Regions from separate parts of the Homo sapiens genome. Here region 1 is linked to region 2. Evidence: chromatin contacts called from ENCODE Hi-C or POLR2A ChIA-PET data. All regions are on one chromosome and are shown on one strand. Each heading gives the region's core, a stretch centred on a gene start or an enhancer-like site at or near the end of the contact. The rest is flanking DNA. Distances are from core to core; before and after follow the strand shown. Region 1 overlaps KCNMA1 (potassium calcium-activated channel subfamily M alpha 1). Region 2 overlaps KCNMA1 (potassium calcium-activated channel subfamily M alpha 1).

The links. A loop is a pair of places that touch in the nucleus more often than their neighbours do. ChIA-PET counts read pairs that join two places held with the same protein, here RNA polymerase II (POLR2A). Pooled maps may share reads with other maps.
Region 1: a loop to region 2 is called in a map of Right ventricle myocardium inferior, with 20 times the contacts of the local background. The contact joins two enhancer-like sites. A Hi-C loop is called at or near these places in 2 of 168 maps with a recorded cell type or tissue (PC-3 and Right ventricle myocardium inferior) and 1 of 50 pooled maps. POLR2A ChIA-PET finds 5 or more read pairs at or near these places in 1 of 52 experiments (activated CD4-positive, alpha-beta T cell).

The regions. Positions count from the first base shown.
Region 1 is chr10:77,067,318-77,072,776 of GRCh38, reverse strand. All of the region lies in intron 14 of KCNMA1 (potassium calcium-activated channel subfamily M alpha 1), which reads left to right. Among named protein-coding and RNA genes, the nearest start is that of KCNMA1-AS2, 71 kb to the left of the region's middle. Within about 2 kb of position 1,401, at least 4 of the 41 ENCODE cell types and tissues checked have a DNase peak (open chromatin) inside an H3K27ac peak, as active enhancers do.
Region 2 is chr10:77,010,758-77,017,012 of GRCh38, reverse strand. It overlaps KCNMA1 (potassium calcium-activated channel subfamily M alpha 1), which reads left to right. Exons shown (of 28, transcript NM_001161352.2): 18 at 4,970-5,046. Among named protein-coding and RNA genes, the nearest start is that of KCNMA1-AS1, 130 kb to the right of the region's middle. Within about 2 kb of position 3,717, at least 2 of the 41 ENCODE cell types and tissues checked have a DNase peak (open chromatin) inside an H3K27ac peak, as active enhancers do.

The sequences.
Region 1 (5,459 bases), core at 152-2,651, 58 kb before region 2:
GAGCGCCTAAAGAAAAGAATTATCATTTTGCTCTTTTATATCAAGTGGCTGGTGGACCTCTCACTGTGTGGATAAATGCAGACCATGTGTTTGTGCTGAAGCCCAAACCCCAACAGCATAATTCATTTATTTATTTCTGCACAATCAAGGAGGCCAGCAGGACTGACATGCCGCGGTTGTTTGAATGGAGAGCGAAACAATGTACTGAGTCCTCGGCAGCAGTGCCCTTTGCACCGAGAGACAGGCGGTCTGGATGTGTTCATGTCCTTGTCAGAGCTGGCTGGACAGACACTCCAGAGTCCCCAAGGTGGCCATACCTGCTGCACCAGTGCAGGCAAGGAGAGAAAAAAAACCGACTCTGTCCTCCCAGGGTGGGCCAGGTTAGGATTGTGTTTCCAGAGCCTTGCATTGATCGCCCAGCCACTAGCAAGGGGGCTTCTGGAGCCTGGGATAACAGTCACTCCAGTCCTCATCCTTAGACTGTTCTTAGATTAGGCAGTCAAGGTGACAAACCCGTGTGTAAAACGGGTCTAGCTTGAGCCTTTCTGTTATGGCATGGGAGGCAGTTAGCTCTGGATCTGGGCTTACATCTTGCCTCTTACTATGTAAGGAGCAGAATTAATAGCTGGCAAGGTGGGAAATTACATCCTTAGAAAGTTCATGAGTCAGCACGAGGTCCATAAAGGAGGCTGGAAGCTCTGCAATCAAAGGTATGAGACCTCCTGCCTTTTGCTGTCATGTGGCTACCTAATTGACTGCCAAGTTCCTTGATGGTTTTGAGGAAATGGCCTAGGTTGCAATAAGAGGGATGGGTGGGAAGCATGAGGATACAGATGCATTGGTGCTCACCTTGGGCACCTATGAGTGATATTATTTAGAGCAGGAGTTTTTCTAAGTCCTTATCCTTCGTACCTGCCAAATCGGCATTATGTAGCCAACTGATAGTTAACATTGCTCCACATAAAGGAACAAATTGCTTTGGAGCTCCTTCAATCACTTTAGCAACACTGATAGCAAGGGATACCTTGATTTAAAAAATCCTCCTATGCTCATTATGCAGCCAAAGGTCTCAGCTCAGCAGAACTCTGAGCTCAGATCCAGCTTACAAATAAAGATGTTGCATTCCTTTAGGTATCTTCTTTAATCCAGGCTGCTCTCATCCTGCATGGGTGGAACTGAATGGAGGTGGCAGGGAGGTCTGTGTAGCTGTGTTTAGAGACGAGACCCTGAAGCCAGATGTAGCCACGTGTCTCCCAGGGATCTTATGTTCAACATGAAAAGCCCAGACTCAGGATAAAGGACTGTCACCACGAGAACTTCTCTGGCTCTTTCAATCAAGCTCTGGTGGTTTTCTTCCAGGGCATGGCCCATGGGACCAAGCACATGGTGTGTGGAGCTGTGCTCTGCTTCCTCGTGTTGATGTAACATGGGCTTTGGCAGGGCCCCACCACAGATGGGGCCCCTTGACATGCGTATGTTTTGATTTTGTGGTGCCTGCATGGTAACTAGAGCTGTCTGTCAAGGAAATTAATAAAATGGATGTGATGCTGATTCTTCAGTGCTATTAGCAGCAGGGAAAACCTCTGCCCAACCTTCCTCCAGACCCTGATGGGCCTCACCTCTAAAGCCAAGGATGTCCGCTCCAGCTCAGCTAATCCCATTGCCAAGTTCCTATTTAGGAAGAGCTTGTGGGAAAGGCTGGGCCTGGCCCTGGTGTAACTGAAAACACATTTTCCTCTGGGGGTTATGTTACCACATTATTTCTGTATAAGGCCAATTCCCGCCTGTTTGGAAGTAGCTCTCTGAATATGACCTTTTGACACTGAGATGGTCTTTGTGTTGGAATTGGCTAAGGTACATGACCTGGAAATCACAAGCCTTCCCCTCATATATTTTTCTCAGCTAAAATAGAGATGCCTTATTCACATGCTCCCCATTCTACATTGCTATCTTTGTGTACTTACCTCCAAATCCCAGATCTTCGTCTCCTTTAGGTCATGGTGAACACCATAATGGCACCCTCCTTGGCATGTTTTATGTATTATCTCCCATTCCAGGGATCACAAAGCCCTCACTTACTTTTGTTGGGGGTGGGGGGTAGGTGGAAAAGTAAACCTACAAATGGATTATTGTTTACAGAAATTGCTTCCTTCTCCAATGACCTCCGTATCCTATGACGGAGAATTCATCAATATTTCCATGGGGACAAGCAGGCCTATTAGGATGGACAAAGAAGGGGTGAGGCTTTGGCAGCACTTGATCCTTTGGGAACAATTAGCATTTCTGGAAGCCAAGGTAAAGTGTTAGCTCACCCTCTCCCTTCCCCTAGGCCGGTCGTGTCTGTTTTTTGGTGCGGCAGAACCCCTGTTAAAATAAGAGAAACAAGACTGTAACAGCAAAGATGTGGCACAGGCAGAAGCACAGTGACTATCCACTGGGCTTTTTAATTTTATTTTAATTTTTTGTAGAGACCAGTCTCCCTGTGTTGTCTAGGTTGGTCTCAAACTCCTGGGTTCAAGCAATCCTCCTGCCTCAGCCTCCCAAAGTGCTGGGATTATATAGGTGTGAGCCACTTCCACTGGGCATTTTATCATGCATGAGACCAAAATGCCAAGACTGAAAGTGGGGGTGATATGTTTAATAAAAGAAAGAGGGATTACTGGCCAGGTGTGTTGGCCCACACCTGTAATATAAGCACTTTGGGAGGCCAAGGCAGGTGGATCACCTGAGGTCAGGAGTTCGAGACCAGCCTGGCCAACATGGTGAAATCCCTTTTCTACTAAAAATACAAAAATTAGCTGGGCCTGGTGGCGCATGCCTGTAGTCCCAGCTACTCAAGAAGCTGAAGCCGGGGAATTGCTTGAACCCAGGAGGCGGAGGTCGCAGTGAGCCAAGATCATGCCATTGCACTCCAGCCTGGGCAACAGAGAAAGAAGACCCCGTCTCCAAAAAAGAAAGAAAAAGAAAGAGGGACTACTGGCATACAGGAATTACAAAAGAGGCCCAGCCTGGAGGTACCAAGAAATATGGAGCAATGCTTCTTTATCTCTCCATCAATGCCACTCTCAAAGATACCAACCTTAGGACCCTAAGTCTTTGTCCCTGAAAACCTCACTCCTATGTGGATATATCTCTGAATTGATCTAAACTTTTTAGGAATCTTTTTTATATTTTATATACCCCCATATCTTTGGGGGTAATGAATTTCTTAACTTTGCTAACTACTGCTAAATATTTTTTTTCTGGCTATTTGTCCTTAATTTACTCCATTTAAACTTCAAGGCATGCCCTCTACAGCTTCTGCAGTGCTAGGATTTAACAAATCTTATGCTAATTTTATATCTAATACCTTTAGGAAAGAGACTCAAGCTGGCAATCCAGGGATCCTCCAGCTCAGCAGCTGCTGTTAAGGACAGGTTAAGCATTTTGTGCAATAGGATCTTATTTGAACCCTTGAGTTCCTTTAAGGAGTTCGCACGAACATCCTGGTGCCTGTGACTTATCTGCATTCACATCATCAGCCAGCCCTGGAACATGCTGTTCATTTGCCACTGTCTGATCTCCTACTCCTAGCCTGTCAGGTTCTAGTGAGACTCTCCCTGCTGTCTTCTGTAAAGACCCAGGCAATGAACTTACTTAGCCTATCTGCTATTGCCTCAGCCCTGAATAAGTGGCCACACTTACTCTCTACTTGGCTTCCTCACTTGGATGTAATTTAAGATCCATTGATTTGTTTTTGTTTTTGTTTTTGAGTCTTACTATGCATACTTAGCTTCTCTTCAGCGTATGAGGTTTCAAGTTGGGGCATGGCCTGCCATCTTCATGAATTGTGCTATCATTCTTACTAGGATTAGCTGTCTTTGCACATGACAAATTGTGTGTGTGTGTGTGTGTGTGTGTGTGTGTGTGTGTGTGTGTGTGTGTTTAGAGGGTGATTAACTCTTAAAATTGTTTTTCAATGTACATTGGGACTTCCAATGTAGCACATTTAAATAGTTCTCAGAATTGCCAACTATTTGAAGTCTGTTAATCTATCATTTTATACACACACACACACACACACACACACACACACACAAAACCTGGAACACAGTATGCTCTCCATGATTATTTCTTTGTTGAATAAATCAGTTTTGAGAATGAAGAAAATATGTTATGTATTTCTAGTGTTGTTTTTTTTTCCCTATGCCGCAAGATTTGGAATTTGCGGGTGAAATGTTACTTAATATCGATAACAATACACGCTTCTCTGTCATGTTTTCTGTTTCTGAATGAGAATGCACTAGAGAAATCAGAAGCATGCTATTCAGATTGTATCTTGGCTGAAGTGGATATGGCTGGACACACAAAGTTTTTGTCCTAGCACTAACCATAGCCAAGGGAATCATTTAAATATTTTTAGTCTGGGTTATGTTTATGTGTATATGTGTGCTTGTACATATGTATGTATAGAATTAGTCTGGTTTAGCAGCTAAAAATGTAAATCAAGGACTTTTAATAATAGCTAAAAAATACTGATTCCCATGTGCTAAATCCCGTATTAAGTGCTTTAGCTGCAATATCACATTTAATTCTCACAATGACCATACCCAAACTTGTCACTATTATTATCCTCCTTTTACAGTGGCAGGCACTATGGGTTAAGAGAATTTCAACAACCTGCATGCGGATGTGTGATTTGGAATTCACAAACTCAGGTGTTCAAACCCAAGCAAACTGGTTCCAGGTTTGCCCTTGAGTATACTGAAAGGAAATGTGAGAAACGATAAGGGAAAACTTTAGCTAGTGCCATCATCTTAGCACAAATCTTAGCTTTCTATAGTTCATTCTATGTGAACTATTGATGCAATAGAGATGCCCTGGGGACCTACCATGTTCCAGACAGTGCGCTAATCCCATCAGCATCCTTAGGTCTAGGAAGCTCTGGTAAGCTTCAGAAAGCTTCTGTTCTGACTTGGATGTATGGGCACATGTTTGCATAGCTCCATTCTGTGCATCTTCTTTACCTTTCTGTCTGCCCAGCTCTGCAAAAGCAGAGGCCACTGCATCATAACAGTTACCCTAGGCTGGGCTGAGTCAGGGTAAGGAATGAACTAGGCTCCCAAGAAGGGATTGACACACACTGCTGTTTTGAGGAGGTGAAACTAATTGGAGTCTAAACCAAGTGGAGCTGAAGGGCTGGGGATGACTTAGGTAGGTGCTTCTGGGACAAAGTAAGTATATTAGGGTTCTCTACAGAAACAGAGCAATGGTGTCTCTGTGTGTGTGTGTGCACACACATGCGTGAGAGAGAGAGAGAGAGATGTTGATTATAAAGAATTGGCCCACAGGGTTATAGTGGCTGGGAAATCCCAAGCTCTATAAACTGGAGACCCAGGAAAGAAGATGGTATAGTCTCTGTCTGAGTCTGAAAATCTGAGAACCAGCAAAGTCAATGGTATAAGTCTAGATCTGAAGGC
Region 2 (6,255 bases), core at 2,468-4,967:
ATGCTGTCAGTTAGGGGATCTCAAATAGATGAAGACTGCAAAAAACCACAGAAAGGACATTGGAGATTTGAATGAAACTAAACAAGCTTTGTAAAAATGGAAAAGTAGATTATGATGATCTCGTATCGAGTTTGCACCCTCCACTGCAAAAAAGCAACAAAAGAAGTTAATGAATTCTAGCTTGTAGAAACCTTCAGATGCAGTGTTTTAGTAAATGAGGAGTGAAACCATCCCACTGCAGTCTTAAGAAGGTCACTTGAGGATGGGCATTTGGGTACTTGCTCTTTCCTCCTTGCCACCAAATATTTTCCTTTTAAAATAACGTTGGAACATAGACTTTAATATAGGAGTCACAAAACGGTGGCTCAGTGACTCAGTTTGGCTTGCACATATGATCCTTTTGAGTCACAATTTTAAAATACAAATGAGTTGCCAAGGTGAAAAAAGTTACGAGCTTTTATATAAAAATCCTTATTACTCATTTCTCCTGAAAAATTGGCAGACCCAACAATACCGGGAAGCAGTCTCAAACTCACTCATTCATTCGCCCATCAAATGTGTATAAGTCGTTTACATTTAGAAGGCTCTATACAAGGCACCAGGGAAACAGTGGTGAAAAATGAACAATGGGGAGAAGTCCCAACTCTCGTGGGGCTCATATTCTAGGCAGGAAAGAATTACAGTTTTTTAAAAAATAATTAGTGGTAAAAGAATTAATGCAACTGGGTCACTGATTTGGGTTGGGTATAAGTGAAAGCTTCTCAGAGGGGTTGGTATTTGAGCAGAGATTGAGATGAAGGGAAATAATCCATCAGGCAGGGATCAGATAGGAAGAAGAGATGGGCTGGGAAGAAGTTCATTGTGGATAGGGACCCCAAGAAGGAAAGTGCGGCTAGGGAATAGATTTGGGGAGAGTGGTATGAGATGAGGTTAGAGAGAGGCAGAGGCTGGCTCCTAAAGCACTTTATAGAAAGGTTGGATCTGTTATAAAATGGAAGTCATTGATGGCTTTAAGCTGATCTGATGTATATTTTGAAAAGGTCATTCTTCCTGCATTGTAGAGAATGAGAGGAATGGGGCAGGAGAAGAGGTGAGAGACTCAGCGCCTATTGCATAGTTTAGGTGAGAGATGATGGCAGCTTGGACTGACCCCTGAGTGGAGGTGGAGAGAGGTGGGTTCCCATTCAGACTGTATTTGGGAGAGTGTGCAGAACCCCCCAATGAATTGGGCAGAAGTGAGGAAAAAAGAGGAATGAAGGATGAAGGCTAGAGTCAGGGCTTAGATTGTGTTGATCTTAACCAAGATGAGGGATACTAGAGAAGGAGCAAGTTTTGGGTAGTAGGAAGTTAAGCATTCTATCTGGGCTATGTTAGGTAGGAGATGTGTACTAAACATACACACAGTGATATCATAAGGCGGTTGGATCTTAGAGTCTGGAGTTCTGGGGATAAGTGTGAATTGGAGATGAATATGTAAATGTGGGTGCTGTTTCTTGTCCTGGCAAGAAACAGATGACAAACTTAAATGGGAAAAAGGAGGAGAGTTTTATGAAGAGACTGTAAAGTTATGGGCAAATAGTAAAGGAAAACCAACAAGGGATGGCCAAGCACTGCAGAGCTAGCAAGAAAGGGGAAGCCACCTTCACCCTAGATCTGTGGGGTCAAGGGGAAGGAGGGCTATCAGGAGCTGGAGAGAGAGGCTGTCGTGTGCCATTTCATAGACCTGTACAGGAGGGCACCCGGGGGGTCAAGGTGGTGACCTCATCCCCCCTCACCCTAGTCTCCTGCTGACTCCTTCCACTGGACACGCAGGCCAGGAAACCAGAGGACAAGGAGACCATACAGGCCAGCCTTGCAGGACACAAAGCTGGTCTGATGATGGGTGAAGCAAGATCACCAGCTGAAGGCTGCTTGTGGGAGGGGTACGGTGAGCTGGAGCAAGTGGAGAGGAGAGGAGAGAGAGCTGTTTTGGAGTGTGAGAAAGCAAGCAACAGGAGAATGGGGTAGATCCCAAAGAGTGGAAAAGGCCCCTGAAATCCATGGTTGTGGGTTTAAAGTGAGGTCAGCATGTTTTCTTTCCCAGCGAAACTCCGTTGCTCAGGTGCAGGTGTGCAGTAAGGGAGGGGCTTTGCGAGGTGAGCATGACAGAGGCAAAGATGGGTGGGGAAGAGAATGATTCTTGCAAAGAAATGCCACTTGGCAGAGGTCAGCTGAGCTTAGATACTCTGCCTGCTCCAGATCACCATGGACACCCCCGACCCTTGCCTCATTTCACTTATTAACCTTAATTGCCTAGCCTTGGAGGACATTATGCTTAGTGAAATAAGCCAGGCAAACATCGCATGTTCTTATTTACATGTGGAACCTACAAAAGTTAAACTCATAGAAGCAGAAAGTGGAATGGTGGTTAACAGGGGCTGGGGTTGGGAGGGATTGGGGAGATGTCCATCTAAAACATGAAATTTCAGTTAGACAGGTGGAATAAGTTCAAGAAATCTATTGTTCAATGTGGTGACTATAGTTAAAAATGAATTATATACCAGAAAATTGCAAAGACAGATTTTTTTTTTTTTTTTTTTGAGACAATGTCTTGCTCTATTGCCCAGGCTCCCAGGCTGGAGTGCAGTGGCACAATCTCGGCTCACTGCAACCTCCACCTCCTGGATTCAAGCGATTCTCCTGCCTCAGCCTCCCAAGGAGCTGGGATTACAGGTGCATGCCACCATGACTGGCTAATTTTTTTATTTTTAGTAGAGACAGGGTTTCACCATGTTGGCCAGGCTGGTCTCAAACTCCTGGCCTCGTGATCTATCCACATCAGCCTCCCAAAGTGTTGGATTACAGGCGTCAGCCGCCACACCCAGCCAAGACAGTAGATTTTAAGTGTTCGTACCACAAAAGGTGTGCTTCAGTTTCTTTATCTGTATAATGTATATGTTAATTAGCTTGATTCAACTATTCCACATTGTATATGTATTTCAATGTGTTGCATACCACACATATAATACAATTATTATTTGTCAATTAAAAATAAAAATTAAATTAAAAAAGAATCCAACTTTAGTTCATGAAGTAATCAAACTTTATCTTTTCACAAGTCTATTCAGGCTTATTATCATGTCATCATCTCTTTAGTATAGACCTTGGGCTCTGGTGCCAGGCTATGTGAATTCAATCTCAGCTTTGGTACTTTTAGCTGTGTGGCCTTGGGCAGGTCACTTAACTTCTCTGTGCTTCAGTTTCCTTATCTGTAAAATAGAAATAATAATCATACCTCCTTCAAAGGGTTGTTTGAGGATCAAATATGTTTAATGCTTATAAAATACTTAGAACCACACCTGACATGTAGTCTGTTCTCTATAGATGTTAGCTATATGATTGTTACCGTTATTATCATTATGTGTTAAGAGCAACAAAGGGGGAGGGAAAATGGCCAAAGGAAGTGGACGCAGAGTTACTTTCCCCAACTTGGATGCTTTCTACTTTCCTGTTCTTCCTGTGCCAAGGCAGATTGATTGGGTTCTTAGCCACATTGCCACTCAGGGTCAACAGTCAGCTAGGATTTCTTTTTATTTTTTTTTTAATTTTTTTGAGACATAGATGACAGCTGGCATTTAAAGAAAGAGTGGAGAATTTGCTAGGATAGAGCAAGCATTGGACTTGGATTCAGAAGTCCTGGGGCTGGCTGAATCCCAGCATGGAATGACTGGGCAGTCCACGACAACCTCCTCAGTTTACAGATGAGGACACTGAGTCCCAGAGATTTAGGCTGCAGGATCTCCAAGACCTCGTGTGGATCCAAAAGTCTTAACATTGGTTTCCAATGAGTGCCAATTATAAATCAAGTCCTGTGAAAACATAAAAAGGAACCTAAGAATCAAATGGTCAAGAATTGTGTTTATTTCTGCAGCCCTGGTCAAGAAAAGGCCATGTTCATAGCTGGCATTCAGTTTCCTGTTGGGAGTGGTAAAGGCAACAAGCCAGGGATTTTGTTAGTTCTTGGATCCAGAAGGTTGTAGGGTTGTTCCAGTGAATTTTATCACCTCCCCAGTACTGAAAGGGCACAGGCCTCTTGTGCTGTTCTAGGCACTGTGATTTCAAATAGTGCTTGAATGATCTTATTTTTCTTATCCAGAATATCTTTGACACAGCTAATGCACTGTGGAATCACCTATGGACATTCAAGTCAGATTAGGGGATTTTCTTTTTGAGTGCTTCATCTCATTCTCCTTCTACCTACCTATTGCTTCAATAAGCTCTACTCACCCCCTTCCAGTGGTCAGCTGAGCTTTGCTCCATAGTGAGAAGAAAACCATCATTTAGTGCATGTTCTCAGGGCTGGATAGCATGGGAATTGGTCCAGTCAGCTTTGGAGTAAAATAAGCTGTGAAACTCCAGAGGGGGTTTGACAGAGGAACCCACTGACTCGTGGCTTTCGTTTTTCCCTCTCTGCAGACCTCCTCAACTCTGTCTCCCTTTGGCTGCCCAGAAAAGGTGCTTTCAGAGTGACAAGCTTGATATTTTTATTTGACTGAGAAACGACATACTTCTGCCCCCTCAAATATATATTTGACCAGACTGTGGGAATTTTGGTGTTGTATTTAACTTCCCCACCAAGGGCCCAGGGCTCATTGCCCACATGTCCCCACGAGTAGCATCAAAGGCTGTTCTCAAAAATGAAAGACGAATGAGCAGACACAGTGTGTCACATCAGCAACTTTTTTCCCAGTTTCTTTGTAAATGGAAGTTTATGAAAAGGAGCACTAACTCAAATCACAGAATCCTGTGTTTGAAATAAATGGTCTTGCAACAAACATTTCCGTCTGCAAATGTCTAAACCTTTCAAAAGATTAAAGGAAATTAATGCTGGCGTGTTTCATTAATTTGGCACCACCGTGGAGGAAATGTGGTACTCATTTCATTTGGGTGGATTATGAAACGTGTCAGTTTTTCCATTCTCTTTCTCCAGGGCATTTTTTTACTGCAAGGCCTGTCATGATGACATCACAGATCCCAAAAGAATAAAAAAATGTGGCTGCAAACGGCGTAAGTAGTGTTTCTCTCCCTGTCCCCTCCCTTTCTCATTCCTATTCCCCAAATTCCTTTTCCTTCCCTTTTCTTATTAGAGAAACACTAAACATCGAGAGTTTTCTTGAGTATGTTTATGTTTCACCCAGCAGTTTAAAGAAATATGAAATAAATACCTGTCCTTGCTTTGTTAGAGCAGAGGATGAAAAATCACCACCATCAACACCTAGGAATGAAACCTGTGCCTAGTCCCTGCTTCTTTACTCTAGAGGTGCCTCAGTAGATGTGTCCAGTCTAACAGAGACAAGTATGATGTATAATAAGGAGGAGAACTAAAGCCACAGAGCACAAAGTGTTTTTGTATCGTGATTTCCAGTGGATTGGGGGTCCCTGAGTATATAGGGTTGAGAGAGAAACTAAATCTGAGGACTTGGTCTCCAAAATGGGAGTTGACTCTTTCCATTTGGAATTCCTGCTAGTTTTAATACCACAGGCCAGAGTTGGCAACTGTGATACCTTCAGACTGCCCCCAAGAAAAGAACTTTCCACTGCCAAAGGGCTTCAGTTGCCATCGTCCAAAGGTCGACCTCAAGCATCATCGCTCTTTGGGGTAGACTAGACTGGGCTCAGTTGTTTCTGGCATATTCTGTCTCAAGTCCCTTCTAAAGCAGTTTGCCACTGGGGCCTCTTGAGAAAGATATAGTGAGTCCAGAACGTGGAATTGTGAGCTCCTGAGATACCATGACTTAAGTGGTCTTTGCTTTGAGAAGGTTGTGCCTTTTGCAGTAATTATGCTGTATTGCCTAATAGAAATTGTTCTCAACCCTTGAAAAACAAACAAAAAATGATGCCATCCTTCCTATGGTGAGTTAGTCTTTTAAAAGCTCCTTATAATCATTGCTTTGATTCTCACCCTAACCCCATGTAATTGGCAGGGGTGTTATTAATCCCATTTTACAAAAAGAGGAAACTAAGCTTCCAAGTTTGAGAGGATGAGATTGCTGACAGTCACACAGCCAACATACAGGGATTTGGGCACACCTGAAGGCCTCTATTGATTCTCTGGGTGCTCTAACATTTTTTTGCAGAAGGGAAAGGCAATGTGGGCAGTCTTGGGTCTGATGAGTAAGAACAATTATGAAAGAGTACCCCATAAAATCCTTGTTCACAAGCAGAAGCCAGACAGAAGAGCACCATTCCTAAAGTATGCCACTGAAGGAAGGACCT